Linked DNA regions of Homo sapiens: regions 1, 2, 3 and 4 are each linked to region 5. The links are chromatin contacts, found by Hi-C or POLR2A ChIA-PET in ENCODE. All regions are on one chromosome and are shown on one strand. The core of a region is the stretch at or near the end of the contact, and the rest is flanking DNA. Distances in the headings are between cores, read along the strand shown.

Evidence for each region. A loop is a pair of places that touch in the nucleus more often than their neighbours do. ChIA-PET counts read pairs that join two places held with the same protein, here RNA polymerase II (POLR2A). Pooled maps may share reads with other maps.
Region 1: a loop to region 5 is called in a map of endothelial cell of umbilical vein, with 7 times the contacts of the local background. The contact joins the enhancer-like site here to the promoter of YAP1-DT in region 5. A Hi-C loop is called at or near these places in 36 of 168 maps with a recorded cell type or tissue (Calu3, IMR-90, MCF 10A and 22 more) and 23 of 50 pooled maps. POLR2A ChIA-PET finds 5 or more read pairs at or near these places in 8 of 52 experiments (AG04450, GM12878, H1 and 5 more).
Region 2: a loop to region 5 is called in a map of PC-3, with 12 times the contacts of the local background. The contact joins the enhancer-like site here to the promoter of YAP1-DT in region 5. A Hi-C loop is called at or near these places in 11 of 168 maps with a recorded cell type or tissue (A673, Caco-2, Calu3 and 8 more) and 6 of 50 pooled maps. POLR2A ChIA-PET finds 5 or more read pairs at or near these places in 8 of 52 experiments (A549, HEK293, HepG2 and 5 more).
Region 3: a loop to region 5 is called in a map of mammary epithelial cell, with 8 times the contacts of the local background. The contact joins the enhancer-like site here to the promoter of YAP1-DT in region 5. A Hi-C loop is called at or near these places in 26 of 168 maps with a recorded cell type or tissue (A673, Caco-2, Calu3 and 19 more) and 15 of 50 pooled maps. POLR2A ChIA-PET finds 5 or more read pairs at or near these places in 17 of 52 experiments (A673, AG04449, AG04450 and 12 more).
Region 4: a loop to region 5 is called in a map of psoas muscle, with 3 times the contacts of the local background. The contact joins the enhancer-like site here to the promoter of YAP1-DT in region 5. A Hi-C loop is called at or near these places in 8 of 168 maps with a recorded cell type or tissue (A673, Caco-2, HepG2 and 5 more) and 5 of 50 pooled maps. POLR2A ChIA-PET finds 5 or more read pairs at or near these places in 11 of 52 experiments (A673, AG04450, BJ and 5 more).

The regions. Positions count from the first base shown.
Region 1 is chr11:102,225,550-102,228,249 of GRCh38, forward strand. It overlaps YAP1 (Yes1 associated transcriptional regulator), which reads left to right. Exons shown (of 9, transcript NM_001130145.3): 8 at 1,920-2,032. Among named protein-coding and RNA genes, the nearest start is that of BIRC3, 91 kb to the right of the region's middle. Within about 2 kb of position 1,307, at least 7 of the 41 ENCODE cell types and tissues checked have a DNase peak (open chromatin) inside an H3K27ac peak, as active enhancers do; they include IMR-90, PC-3, PC-9 and 3 more, where a contact is called at or near this core.
Region 2 is chr11:102,006,353-102,009,052 of GRCh38, forward strand. No RefSeq gene overlaps it. Among named protein-coding and RNA genes, the nearest start is that of CFAP300, 40 kb to the right of the region's middle. Within about 2 kb of position 1,404, at least 10 of the 41 ENCODE cell types and tissues checked have a DNase peak (open chromatin) inside an H3K27ac peak, as active enhancers do; they include PC-3, PC-9 and mammary epithelial cell, where a contact is called at or near this core.
Region 3 is chr11:102,176,849-102,179,679 of GRCh38, forward strand. The region is part of intron 3 of YAP1 (Yes1 associated transcriptional regulator); the gene reads left to right. Among named protein-coding and RNA genes, the nearest start is that of YAP1-DT, 68 kb to the left of the region's middle. Within about 2 kb of position 1,548, at least 12 of the 41 ENCODE cell types and tissues checked have a DNase peak (open chromatin) inside an H3K27ac peak, as active enhancers do; they include A673, HCT116, PC-3 and 6 more, where a contact is called at or near this core.
Region 4 is chr11:102,196,527-102,199,327 of GRCh38, forward strand. All of the region lies in intron 4 of YAP1 (Yes1 associated transcriptional regulator), which reads left to right. Among named protein-coding and RNA genes, the nearest start is that of YAP1-DT, 87 kb to the left of the region's middle. RefSeq lists an enhancer at 1,232-1,526. Within about 2 kb of position 1,350, at least 3 of the 41 ENCODE cell types and tissues checked have a DNase peak (open chromatin) inside an H3K27ac peak, as active enhancers do; they include A673, where a contact is called at or near this core.
Region 5 is chr11:102,109,148-102,111,974 of GRCh38, forward strand. It overlaps YAP1-DT (YAP1 divergent transcript), which reads right to left and starts at 1,310. Exons shown (of 1, transcript NR_198976.1): 1 at 680-1,310. It overlaps YAP1 (Yes1 associated transcriptional regulator), which reads left to right and starts at 1,300. Exons shown (of 9, transcript NM_001130145.3): 1 at 1,300-2,022. The coding sequence starts at 1,702. RefSeq lists silencers at 1,023-1,072, 1,083-1,212.

The DNA.
Region 1 (2,700 bases), core at 57-2,556, 120 kb after region 5:
TGTATATTCCTTAAGCTCTAAATACTTTTTGCCCCAACTTGCCTTGGCATTGACTCTTAGTAGTAATGCTGAGTTCCCTTAGTTCCCTTTTACTTTTACCCTCAAAGCTCACTCAGATGTCCCCCTCCATGAAACTTTTACCCTTTACTTCTAAGCTCCCTGTTTGTTCTGAAAGCACTGTGCTTACATCTGAGTTCATATAGCCCCTAAATATGATTCATTAGTATATTTGTTCATTTCCCTCCTTGAAGTTGTGAGCCTCTCACAAAACATTGTTTGTAGGTGGTGGTGATTGTTAACCTCTTTATCCTCAAAGCCTAGTCTAATGCCTGTCATGTAGTAGCAGATGCTCAGTGAATGTTTACTGAATGAGTGGGGCCTGTAGGAAGTGGGGTTCTGCAGGGAGCAGTTCCTCACCAGGAAAATGGCCCTGTAAACTCTGTCCTCAGGAATGCCCATGTGCTTCCCCTGTGGTTTGGAATGAACTCTGCGCAACTCTGTAAGTTCAGTTATTCAGTAATAGACTAAAATGTCTGATGTGTGTCCCATGCTTAGCAGCCGAATAGAGTGATGACTAGGACCAGGCTCTTGTCCCAGATCAGGGCAGGCAAAATACAAACAAACCACATCCTGAGGCCTTCTCATATATGGCTGCATTGTATACCAATGGTCTCAGAGGCAAATGTGTGTTTTCTTGGATCTGTGTGAGGCTTTTGAGCCTTGGCAAAATCTGGCAGAAGCATTAGAGTAAACCAGTGATGGCAGTATATAGAATGAGGGGAGAGAGAGAACAAGGCAAATGCATTGCATCATTTAGGGAAGGCAGTTGGGGTATTGACTGAGCTTTTAGCCTTGAGCAATTGTTAAACTTGTTTTTATTTTTTAACTTTTATGTAAGTTAAATAGCTGCTTATTAAATGTACAAGCCGTAGAGAAAGTTGAAGTTCACACTCACACAGACCATTGAAGAATAACAGCTGCCTTGATTTTATGCGTTTCTCTAAGATTTTGTAGAGTTAGTAGAACTCAGGGAATGCCAGCTGATGTCTAGATGCTACTAGCTTAGGAAAGTGTTCTATTTCTCAGGGTAATGGATATTTACCATACTTTTAATGTAAATCTGGGAAACCTTACTTAGTCTAAAGTGAAAATCTGTGTTGGGTCATTTTATTTTCAAGGGATGTGCCTTGCAGTTTTTTGTTTTGCTCTTTTCTTTAACTGGAGCTATATGATTTCCCGTTTCGTTTCGTACTGAAGTGTTTGAGGCTTTTTCCTCCCCCGCCCAAACACAGAAGCAAGGAGATCAAGCCACGAGTATTCTTATCTTATTGGCAGTGACTCACCTATTTTGGCTCAGTCCTAAAAGGAATTCTGGTGGTTTATTTGGGGTTGATTTTTCCTTGGCTTATGTTCTCTGCACAATAGCTAGGAATTTAACTTGAGTCTAGTGCAGACCTGTCTCCTCGCCCACCTGGAGTTTGTGTTGTGACGTCTCTGTGCCACCACCACCTGGAGAATTGAGGCCTTGGGACAAGTAAGTTGTATGGGTTCCTCCGCACCCCCAGATTCAAATGATATTACAGAGAGGAGAATACTGATGCAGAGAATTTTCTGTCAGCCAGGAAAACTAACTGGGGGTATCTTTTTTTGTCCCTTATTGTCACCAAGCACAGAACCTTAGGAGAAATCTTGGTTCCTTAGAGCTGCCAGCTTCAATTAGGATTAACTTGTCTATTTCACTTCATAGCACAAGCCCTGTCTATGGCCCTGAGGGAGGGTGCTTGTTTCAGACATTGCAGGACAGGAATTTTCACTAATCCTCTTTGAGAATTATGTTGCTGCTCAGCAGGTGTTTATTTTTACCTTGAATTGATTTTTAAAATTTTTTGTGTTGGTCTTTAACTGTCATGTTTATGTAGTGGCACCTATCACTCTCGAGATGAGAGTACAGACAGTGGACTAAGCATGAGCAGCTACAGTGTCCCTCGAACCCCAGATGACTTCCTGAACAGTGTGGATGAGATGGATACAGGTTGGTATTCTTTATTCCTCTTAGTAACCTGACTTAACAGTGGGATATGTTATCACCAGGTCTCATAAGGTATTGTAAGCAAAGATGATTCAGAAGAAAACCAATTAAAATCCTGTAAATTTGAATTAAATTGATCCTGCTTTGTCTCTATACGGTGATTTGTAACTTGTCTTTTCCTAGTTTAAAAAAATATATATCATGGATTGGCCGGGTGCAGTGGCTCATGCCTCTAATTCCAGCATTTTGGGAGGCCAAAGTGGGTGTATTGTTTGAGCCCAGGAGTTCAAGACCAGTCTGGGCAACATGGTGAAACCCCATCTCTATAAAAAAACATACAAAAATAAGTCAGCTGTCATGGTACATGCCTGTAGTCCCAGCTACTCAGGAGGCTGAGGTGGGAGGATGGATTGAGCCCCGGTGATCACACCACTGCACTCCAGTTTGGGTGACAGAATGAGACCTCTTCTCAAAAAAAAAAAAAAAAAATCATAAATTGGATATATTAGCTCTATTTGAATAAAACTCTGATAACATGACTTATGTTAGCATGTTGATCTTAATTGGCAGGACAAACTGACAACCCTGTTAGAACATCTCTCTCCTTATAGATTAGTGTCCTTAATTTTGAGAGATGTCTACATGTAATTCAGTGTTTGTCTTCATCTTTT
Region 2 (2,700 bases), core at 154-2,653, 100 kb before region 5:
CCACCTCGGCCTCCCAAAGAGCTAGGATTACAGGCATGAGCCACTGCGCCCAGCCAAGGTTTCTTTTCAGAGAAGAATTTTCCAGATGATTATGAGTATAGGCTTATTTACAAGATTTAGAATTAGCTAAAAATATTTTTTCAACTTTTTACAAACATGACTAAGGTGAACATATAACGAAACCTTTTATAAACAAATGCATATACCAATTGGGTGGAGAATTGTTTAATTCGCCACATGAGCACTTAGAACATACTGAAACTTTAAATCTTTTAAGCTTTTATAGCCTACCAGTGGAATGTACTAGGAACTCTGTCTTTTTTTTTTATTTTTTTGAGACAGCATTTCACTCTTGTCTCCCAGGCTGGAGTGCAATGCTGCGATCTTGGCTCACTGCAACCTCCACCTGCCGGTTTCAAGCAATTCTCCTGCCTCAGCCTCCATAGTAGCTAGGATTACAGGCATTCACCACCACACCTGGCTAATTTTATATTTTTAGTAGAGATGGGGTTTCACCATGTTGGCCAGGCCGGTCTCGAACTCCTGTCCTCAGGTGATCTGTCTGCCTTGGCCTCCCTAAGTGCTGGGATTACAGGTGTGAGCCACCGCACCCGGCTGGCACCCTGTCTTCTTAATACCAAAGGTGTCAGCATCATTAGCTGCTAGCCAAATGGCAAACAAAACCACTTTACCTACTTGGCCAAGTAAATATTGCGAAAGTAAGGAAGGGATGGAAAAATAAAGGTTATTTAGTCTTAGCTATTGTATTCCTAAAGTAAATATAATCTTGCAAGTCATCATGGGGAAAATAACTAGGGAAACCTAAATTATCCTCCAAAATTCCCTTTGCCTTTCATATTCAATAAAGCCTAACCCTCCCTCACCATCAATAAGTCAGTCTGTCTTTGGTTTGCTTTGGCGGTTGAATAGCTGCTACGTTAGTGGCATATACAAAATGAGAGGGTAGAAGATCAATAGAGAGATTATGTAAGAAAGAAATTCATTACAGTATCTCTTTATAGCACTTCTATTTGCTTATTGACTAAATATTTATGTTAAGCACTGTCTATGTGCCAGGCACTATACCCCAGCTACAGAAAAAAAAAAAAAAAAAAAATGAATGATATATTCCCTGCCCTCCAGTAGTTCAGTTTCCTGGGGGAATGAGACATAAGTAATCAACTGTAATAGGGCTGAACTTGACCCTAAAGGAGTCAAGTGGAGAAAGCACATATTTTTTTCTGTCTGGGAAAGTCAGGATATTGGGGCTTAAAGTATAAGTTGCGGTTCACCAGGCAGAGAGGGACACAAAAAATATTCCAGGAAGACAGAACAGTATGTTCAAGGTGACTACAAGTAGCTCAGCATGATTGCAGTTCAGGTTGCAAGTTGGGGAGTGGCAGGATATGAGGCTGGAAAGGCAAACATAAGCCCAAATGACATGCATAACTGCCTTGTAATATCACACTTACCTTCTCACTGCATTCTAGAACATGTCTTATTCATCAATGTCTCCCTAACTCAATGTGTGCCATGTAATAGGTCCTCAAATAACAGTACATTAACAGCCCGACAATCTTTTTAAATGTAATTTTATGTCTATCATAATCAGTTGTAAAACTAGGTCAACTTGTATTAAGCTGTTAGTTGGCCTTTTTTAAAACTAATGTAATGACTGCCCTCTAGTGGTTATAAAACAATAAACTTTTCTATCAGTCAATGCCAGTAGCTTTCACTCTTTCCAGTAAGAAAACTTAACTAAGGCATGCCCTTTGATATTTTTATATTCTATTGTATTTTATTTTAAAAAAATGTTGGTTACAAGGAATAATATATCTTCACCCACTAATAGCTTGCCATCCAGTTTGACAACGAGTGTTCTCTGAGAACACTTGGTTTAATATATTAACTATGTCATATAGACTATGGTTTATGATTTAATTTATTCTGAAAGTAGATATGATTTAACGTTTTCTGAAATAGTAGGCTGCTTAAGTTTAACAATACAGATAATATAAATAATACAAATAAAATTCCCCATACACTAATACTAATCATACCTACCAAATATATTATCTTTTCTATTAGTAACTTACATACATTTCACATGTATTACCTCAAAAAAGTCTCTACTACAAATCTGTGTTTACTTTCATTCTTCAGAGTTGCAGACTGAATTTCCTCAGTCATAACAAGACTTACAATAAAGTTATGAAATATAGCTTATTGCTATAATAGGAAAAATAAGAAAACATTCTATAAGGTGATAAACAGGGAAACTGTTAAATTATGGTACATTTATATGATGACTATTACACAGCCATTAAAATTATATTTTCAAAGAATATTTAATGAATTAAAGAAATAACAATGATTCGTTGCTAAGTGGAAAGAGAGGGACCTGGAGCTATACTTAGAGTGTCTCAACCATGGGAGGAAATAAACACATCAAGAAAGAAAAGCCAGGAAATTAATGCAATCAAATATCAGGAGTGGTTTCTCTGCAATCAGATTCCAGGTGATTTTCATTTTTTCTTAATACTTTTTTTTTATATTTTTCACACTATCTACATTGTGCATGTGTAACTTCAGAGAAGTCCAAAAAAATTAAAAGCAAATGAAATTGTCTCCTTTGATAAAAGTGTACACATGAAAGAGAAAGAATGCCCCTCAAAGTCTGCCTTTCCAGATGTCCTGTGT
Region 3 (2,831 bases), core at 298-2,797, 68 kb after region 5:
TGTAGGGAGGTGGAAAGTGCATGACACTTCTGGGTACTGGAAAGACAGGAGTGAACAAGCCATGCGGCTGGGAGGACTGAATGAATTACTAAAGTGATAGAATCATCTTACCAGAGAGAAAGCAGCTGATGAAGTAGGAGAAGAAACTATATGTAGACAAGTTATTAGGAAGAAGTGACATTCAGAGTGGGAAGGGATGAGAGGGAGTTAGCTAAGCAAAGAAGGTAGAGAGAAGAGTTCCTGCAGGGAGCAACTGCAGTTGTGAAGGTCCTGGAGCTGGGAGAGGAGATGTTTGAGGAACTGAGAGAAGATTGAATGAGGAGGGATGTGAAATGATGTGGAGGAATAGATAGAGCCTGGCATGTTGGATGCTTTCAGTACCGAAGCAGTGCTATATAATGCCTGACTATAGAGGATAACCCACTAAAAATTTGAGAATTTTCCTTTAGGGAGCTGAGCCTTGAGTCAGAGGACTTCCTCCTTAGAGGAGGTGAGGTAAGATGATCATGTGGCTGTGGTACATACAAAGTTTAATGTTGGAGTTGAATAAGACCAATTTGGAAGTTACTGCTAAAACTTTGTCATGGAAATGTGAAAGTTTATGTGAAAGTTTCAAGGTCAAAAGATCGAGACCAGCCTGGCCAACACAGTGAAACCCCATCTTTACTAAATACAAAAATTAGCTGGGCGTGGTGGTGAGGGCCTGTAATCCCAGCTACTCAGGAGGCTGAGGCAGGAGAATCGCTTGAACCCAGCAGGTGGAGGTTGCAGTGAACCAAGATTGCGCCATGGCACTCTAGCCTGGCGACAGAGTGAGACTCGGTCTCAAAAAAAAAAAAAAAAAAAAGTTTATGTGAAAGTTTTGAGGGACAAATGGAAATGGCATTTTGAAGAAACCCCACTCAAAATATGGGAACATATCTTGTGAAGTGTCAAATGTCCAGTTGGAGGAGAAAGACTAGTATTGACCCTGTGAGAGGCATTAAAGATATGGGAGTCATTTATGTGAATATGGCAAGCCATGGGATTTCATGAAAGTTCCAAGAAAAGAGGATTAAAAAAATATGATTACTGTTTGTCATAATTGTGGTGTAGTATTCAAGAGCATGATTTCTGGAGAGCTCAACTGTCAAGGTTTGAATCTCACTCTGCCACTTACTAGGTTGGGCTGAATGATCCTGGACAAGCTAACTTTTCTTTGCCTTAGATTCCTCATCTGTAAAGTGGGTATAATAATAGTACCTCCATCGTAGGGTTGTTAAGTGACTTAACATTTGCTTGCAAAGAACTTAGGAAAAGTGCCGTGTACATAGTAAGAACAGTTTGTGAATCATCATAAATACACGAGACCAGAATTTCAAAACAAGCAGCAGGCAGAATGTTCCTTTAAAAGGTCATTGAATGTACTTTTCCAGCTACTCTTGTTACTTTCTAAGGAAACTACTTGATAATCCTGTACTTTGTAGGACTCATCAGGGTGTGTTTAGTAAACTTCAGTGTCCTAGGTGACTTCTTTATTCCCAAATTGTGGGGCAGGTGACAAGGGGAGGTTGGTCCTCTAACTCGTGGTGTAGTTAATCAGGATTTTCCTGTTTGAATAGACATGGCAAATGGTTTTAGTTAGTCATTACTAATGCAAGAGGGTCCTTAGGCAAGAGCAGGAAGTTAATGGTGAGTCACCTTCAGTGTTATGACATGGAGTATTTCTTTTTAAAATATCACAGGGAGTTGGTTTTTGCTATAGTAGCTAAGTTGTCAATCAAGTAATACTAGTAGTAAATCTTACATAAAAACTCGCTTCCCTCAAGTTTAAGTAGTTCTAATTTATGCATTATTTTATATATTGCCTACTACTCTCTTTTTGCTTATCCTGAATCAAATTTCTCACCCTCTGTCAATCTAATTTTGTGTTGCTATAAAGGAATAACTGAAACTGAGTAATTTATAAAGAAAGGTTTAATTTGGCTCACAGTTCTGCAGGCTGTACAGGAAGCATGGTGCCAGCGTCTGCTTCTGGTGAGGACCTCAGGAAGCTTACAATCCTAGCAAAAGGCAAGTGGGAACCAGTGTGATACATGGTGCAAGAAAGTGAGTGGGAGAAGTCCCAGGCTTTTAAACAACCAGATCTCAGGTGAACTGAATGAGAACTCACTTATGACCAAGGGGATGGTGCGAAGCCATTCATGAGGTACCCCACCCCCCACCCCGTGACCCAGTCACCCCCCACCAGGCCCCACCTCCAACTTTGGGAATCCCATTTCACTATGAAATTTGGAGGGGACAAACATCCAAACCATGTCACCCTCTTTACGTCTCATTAAAATGCTGGCCTGTTTCTCTCTTCCTTTTTGCTATAGGGCCTACTTTTAATCTTTTCTTCGAAAGAAGACTTTGGTATTGGTGGTCAGGCATGATAGCCCAGCCTTGAAAAGCTTCCACATCTTTTTCACGTCTAAGGGCCCAGCTTTCGAGTGTGTAAAAGTTATTTGGGGTGAAAATGTGTATTATCCATTCTCACCAATCTAGAGGTTGTCATGAGTTTGGGGGATTGGAATTACTGTTTAATAATGGTAATCCCCTTTAAGTATTTACTGGTTGAAATAATTAAAGTTTTTCTGGTAGATTCTTAACCATAAAAACGAAGCGAACTGCTTATTCTGCCCCATCCACAGGTAGCAGCCTCTTCATGCTTGCCCCTGCCTGGAATGCCCATGCCCGGAATGTCACATGTTTGGCTAGGAGTGCATTTAGGTCAGAGCTTACAGGTCACTTCCTGCCCTTGATCTGCTTTTCTAAAAAACTGTTTCCCATTTTTCTTTTTCTTTCCCATT
Region 4 (2,801 bases), core at 100-2,599, 87 kb after region 5:
CAGAAGTAGATTAGTGGTTGCCAGGGACTGGGAGGAAGGGCAGTAGGTAGTGAACTGCTAATGGATACAGGGCTTTTTTGTTTGTTTTTGTTTTTGTGACTTTTTTTTTTTTTTTTTGAAGTGATGAAAATGTTCTGAAATTAGATCGTGGCAATGGGTGTACAATTCTGTGAATTTGTAAGAACTACCAGACAGTACATGTAACAAGGGTGAATTATCCCAGTAAAGAGAAAAAATTATTTCTAGGCATGATGTCATTTAGGTATATAGTGTATTGAGAAATACCTTTTGTATATTGATCATAAAAAGATGTATTCAGTCATTAGGTTAGGACACTCGTCTTTTCCTTTTCTTTTGTAAAAGATAGCTTTTCAGTGTGAATTAAAATAAGCAATTTTTACTGAAAAACTACATTTTATGTTTAAGTAGATAAATTATTATGCCACTTTATAGCGACTCTCTATTGATGATTCAGTCCCCTTAGGTCATGCAGTAAACACTTAGAGCCAGGAGTGAGTGTTTTGTGTTTTGTTTTTACTGCTTTAAGACCCACAGATGGCCTATTAGTTTGTGTTTTTAGAAGAACATTAATTTCTTTTAAAAAGTCTACTGTTTTGTAGTTTTGAGTACACTCGTAGGTATGAGGAAAACCCAAATATTTCTTCTAAATGTTTTGAACAAGTTAATATAGCTATGCTAATATGGAAATATTCAGTGTCTGAGATTTGAAAAAATACTAGACAAAAGCTTTTGTTGTGGGAGATTTGATGTAATGTTTTAATAGCTTAAGAATCGTTTATTATTGTAAATGTATACCCAGTAAGATTACTAGAATTAAATTTATTATTCCAAAGTTTATGACTAACAGATCTGTAATACATTGTTATAATCCAAGTTTTGAGGTTACAAATCATGTAAATTTTTAGACAATCTAAAAATTGTCTGAAGTTTGGAAATTCACATGTTTAGAATGAAACTTGGGGAAAAAAAACCTATGGTGATGACCCCTTTCTTTTATTTTTGAGAAAGTAGTCCCTTATTTTTCAGTAATTGCTCAGTCATTGGTTTTCTACCATAAAGCTGTCAGGGCTGATTTGTTAAGCAAAACTTGAAACAGTTACTATTTCGTAGTGCAAGAAGCACAGACTCTAAATTTTAAAATATTGCATAATTTTTAAAATTCTGACATTTTGTGGGGTTTTTGTTTTGTTTTTACCTTTTGGAAATTTTATTAAAACTGGAAACATTGGGATTTCAATAGTTGATAGCCAGAGGAAGAAGTTGGTAATGCTATTCTTTTCTTTTCTTGCTGCCCTGCCCCCTTTCCCCAGGAAACAAAGCCGGTTTTGTTTCTTGCCTGCTTGTGAGGTCTCTGCTGCACCCCATGTGGGTGCACCGCTCTGTGCTTTGTTGAAAGACTTAAGATACTCAGAAGGTAAAGAACAGGATGCTTCTGGAGAGGAATAAATCCCAGCTTCAGTAGATAAACAAGGTTGTTTGAATTGGTCATTTAAGTGAGTTCTTTCTATGGAAACCTTGTAGTGCTGCTTGTATCCATAGGTAACAACATTTAGGTAAAGCCAAAAGTACTCACAATAGTCATCAGAGTATTTCTCTTACATAATTTTGTGCAAGTTTCTGTTTAATTCTGTGGACTGGTTCTTCCTTCATCTTTTGATATCCTAACTAATTTTTCCTGTTCCGTGGTTTTGAATAGTCAGATAAGCTTAGATTTGAAAAAGACCTTACCAACCAATTCAGTTTGTTGTCAGCATTGGCTATTGTCATTAATGATTACTGCTTTTGGTATCTAATTCTGGGAAACTGGTGAGAAGCAAAGGATATTTACCACTTTATTTTTGTGTAATTTTATTGCTATTCAGTGTTTTTCACCAAGAATGTATGTTATTTCATAAATAACTTAATGTTATGTTACATAATGAAAATATAATGGGGAAAGCTCAAAAGCTTATCCAAATGTTTCTTAATAGATGAAGTATTTAACAGTGTATATAGCTCTAGAATCTGTTTTGAAATCAATCATGTTTTATAATTCCAACACTCCTCAGCTTACTAATGGGCTATTTTCTAGCAGGTTTTTGGTGTTTTGCTTTTTTATTGCTTGGAACCAAAAACACTTTTCCCCAATAGTTGTTTGCCTTGGGCCTCAATTTACGACATGTTCATTGTATGTGATGAATCTCAGATCAGTTCCCCAATTCATATTTAACTCATGCTATCAAACCTGGCACAGCACACTGTATAAAATGTTTCTGTGTGGAAATATGTTGAGTGTTGTATTGAAACACCGAGAAGATGTTTCACCGAAAGAGAAGGATCCTCTTATATCGTTGGCTCAATCTCCACTACCTTTTTTCTATTTAGACCTTGTAGGAAAGAGAAACATGCATATTTTTGTAAATCATAGGAATATTTGGAAACAGTAAATGGTATGATAAAATAGGAGGAGGGAGAGAGAGAATGTATGTGTATGTCTATGTGTTTGTGGAGGAGAAGGAGAGAGGTATAGGAATCATCAAAATATGGAATTCGTCTGTAGGAGTCAGAGTCTTTAGGTTTAGAAAGAAGTTCTGCAGAAGAGAGAGGACTAAGGTTTATGGAGCACCCACTATTCCAGGTGTGTGAGAGAATAATCAGTCCTCATAATAACTCAAATGGAGATGTCAGTATTGATGGTACGGATGAGAAAACCAAGGATTAAGTGAATTACCAAATTAGTATGCCCAACTCTAATCCAAGTTCATTTGACTCTAAAGGCTGTGTTTTTTATGATACCTGTC
Region 5 (2,827 bases), core at 60-2,559:
ATCCTACTTATACCTTTGTTTCACTAGCATTGTAGACAAAATCATTAAAACAAGAAAGCCAGATTTCCTTAGAATGGGCTTGTGCATTTAAAATTAGACTGATGTTGCACAATCCTATGAATATATTTAAAAAAACAGTGAATTGCTTAAATATACTAATATGTACAACTATTGCAAAAACTGTATGGTATATAAATTATATCTCAACAAGGATGCTTTAAAAAAAAAAAACCCAGAGTGTATGACTTAAAAAACATTTCTATTGTTTTTGAGTGGCTTCCAGAAGGGCTCCTTGTACATCAGGTGCCTGGGATGACCTCCTTGCCCATTCATTTCTTATTCAGTCCACATTAACGGAGTCCACCGTTGGGCCAGGCACAGGGATAGCAGGGGTAGGGACCCAGCTCCTTGAGGATGAAAGACAGGTACAGAGGCATGAATGCTTGTACCTGAAGACGCACTAATTTTTTGGGTTGCGGCTTCCAGTGACTATTGCAAATTCGAGTACTAAAAAAGTTGATGTGATTTCACTATTTGGAAAATGTAGTGTTTTTGTTTCTTTTAATAAGTTACACTGAGTTACAGACCTGGTCTCAAAGCTTCAATTACAGTAACCGTTTACCCCTCTCAAGTGAGTTTTTGCAGACTAACAGATAAGTGAAACAATTACAAAATAAAGTTAATGCTGAAAACAATGGATCTTTATTAACATCAATGCCGGCTCACGGTATCTATTTTAACTCCAATCTATCCTCGCGGCTTTAAGCTCGCACAGGCGCTCCGCTCGGTCAAGCCGGGGTAACGCGAGGAGGAGGAGGTGGGTTCGCACATCCTCTCTCCACTTCTTTCGGCCTTGGCCCTTTCGCAGGTCCAGGCGAACTGGAAGCGCCTTTCCCGAGCACGGGCGGGGAAAAGGGGCCGAGCGGAGCGGAAGAACTTCCTGCAGCCAAGGGCGCCCGCGTTCTCCGCAGACACCACAGTTCGGACCCGGATTGGACCCATCGTTTGCGGTTCGCGGGGCAGAATACGGGGCACGCTTCGGGCCCCTGCCCGGCTGAGCGCGGGCGAAGGGCGGACCGGGCCAGGGCGAGCGGGTCACGTGCGGCCGGGAGAGGCGCCGCGGGCCGGGAGTGTGCAGGAATGTAGCAACTTGCAGCGAAAAGTTTCCCTGCGCTGCCGGCCGGGCCGCGGTGCGGGCGGGCGCGCAGAGGAAGGAAGAGCCGAGAGGAGGCGGGGCCGCGGCGGCGCGGGCGGGCGCTTCTCCTAACTTTAGTTTTGGCGTTTGAGGCGAGTTTCTGTCTCAGTCGGGCGCAGCCGCCGCCAGGGAAAAGAAAGGGAGGAAGGAAGGAACAAGAAAAGGAAATAAAGAGAAAGGGGAGGCGGGGAAAGGCAACGAGCTGTCCGGCCTCCGTCAAGGGAGTTGGAGGGAAAAAGTTCTCAGGCGCCGCAGGTCCGAGTGCCTCGCAGCCCCTCCCGAGGCGCAGCCGCCAGACCAGTGGAGCCGGGGCGCAGGGCGGGGGCGGAGGCGCCGGGGCGGGGGATGCGGGGCCGCGGCGCAGCCCCCCGGCCCTGAGAGCGAGGACAGCGCCGCCCGGCCCGCAGCCGTCGCCGCTTCTCCACCTCGGCCCGTGGAGCCGGGGCGTCCGGGCGTAGCCCTCGCTCGCCTGGGTCAGGGGGTGCGCGTCGGGGGAGGCAGAAGCCATGGATCCCGGGCAGCAGCCGCCGCCTCAACCGGCCCCCCAGGGCCAAGGGCAGCCGCCTTCGCAGCCCCCGCAGGGGCAGGGCCCGCCGTCCGGACCCGGGCAACCGGCACCCGCGGCGACCCAGGCGGCGCCGCAGGCACCCCCCGCCGGGCATCAGATCGTGCACGTCCGCGGGGACTCGGAGACCGACCTGGAGGCGCTCTTCAACGCCGTCATGAACCCCAAGACGGCCAACGTGCCCCAGACCGTGCCCATGAGGCTCCGGAAGCTGCCCGACTCCTTCTTCAAGCCGCCGGAGCCCAAATCCCACTCCCGACAGGTAACCTCGTTGCCCCTCTCCCCGTTTCCCCGTCGGGCGGGCCTCAGACCGGGGGGGCGCTCGGGAGCCGCGGCCGCCAGCTCTGGTCAGGGGAGGGGGGTTGCGGGAACTCTAGCTGGGGTGGGGGTCCCGAGGCGAAGTGGAACTGGAGTCGTCCACTCCGCCGCGGTGACCAGCTCCCCACTCCTCCCAGAGTCCGGGGCTGAGATTTGTTTTTCCCTTCTGAGTTTCTCTCTGCGGTTGCAGCCCCGGGGGGCGTGCTTTCCCTCCTTCTTCCTTTCTTTCTTCCCGGGGTTCCCGAGAGGTTGGCGGGAGTGGAGGAGGGGTGGGGAGGAAGGAAGGGGGTGGGGAAAAGTCGGGCCTGGGCCGCGGTGGGCTTGCACAATGCGCGCGCCTCCGCGCGCTCCGCACCTTCGCTCCCGCCGGGCCGGGCTGGGAAAGGGGGAGGGGGGCCTCTGGCATTTGTGTGTGGGTGTGTTGCCAGCGGCGGCCGAGTTTGTGAAGTTGAGCCCTGGGCCCCTTTCCTTTGCGGCCTCTCGGTCCACTTCAGTCTCCTGGGGGAGTCAAATAATTGTTCTCTTGTTTTCCAGTGTTGATTAGAGGTGGGGGTAGAACCGGTCCATTTAGTTTTTTGCTCTTTCTTTCCTTCCCCCCTCCCGTTTCCCCTCCCCCTCCCGTAAGCATTTATTTTCCTCGCGGCTCAGGCGATTTCGGAATACAGGTTTCGGGCTTCCCCTGCCCAGACTTTCCTGGAAGTTGTTTATGGAGTTCTTTCACCCCTGCTCTTCCCTTGTGTGTTGGAACT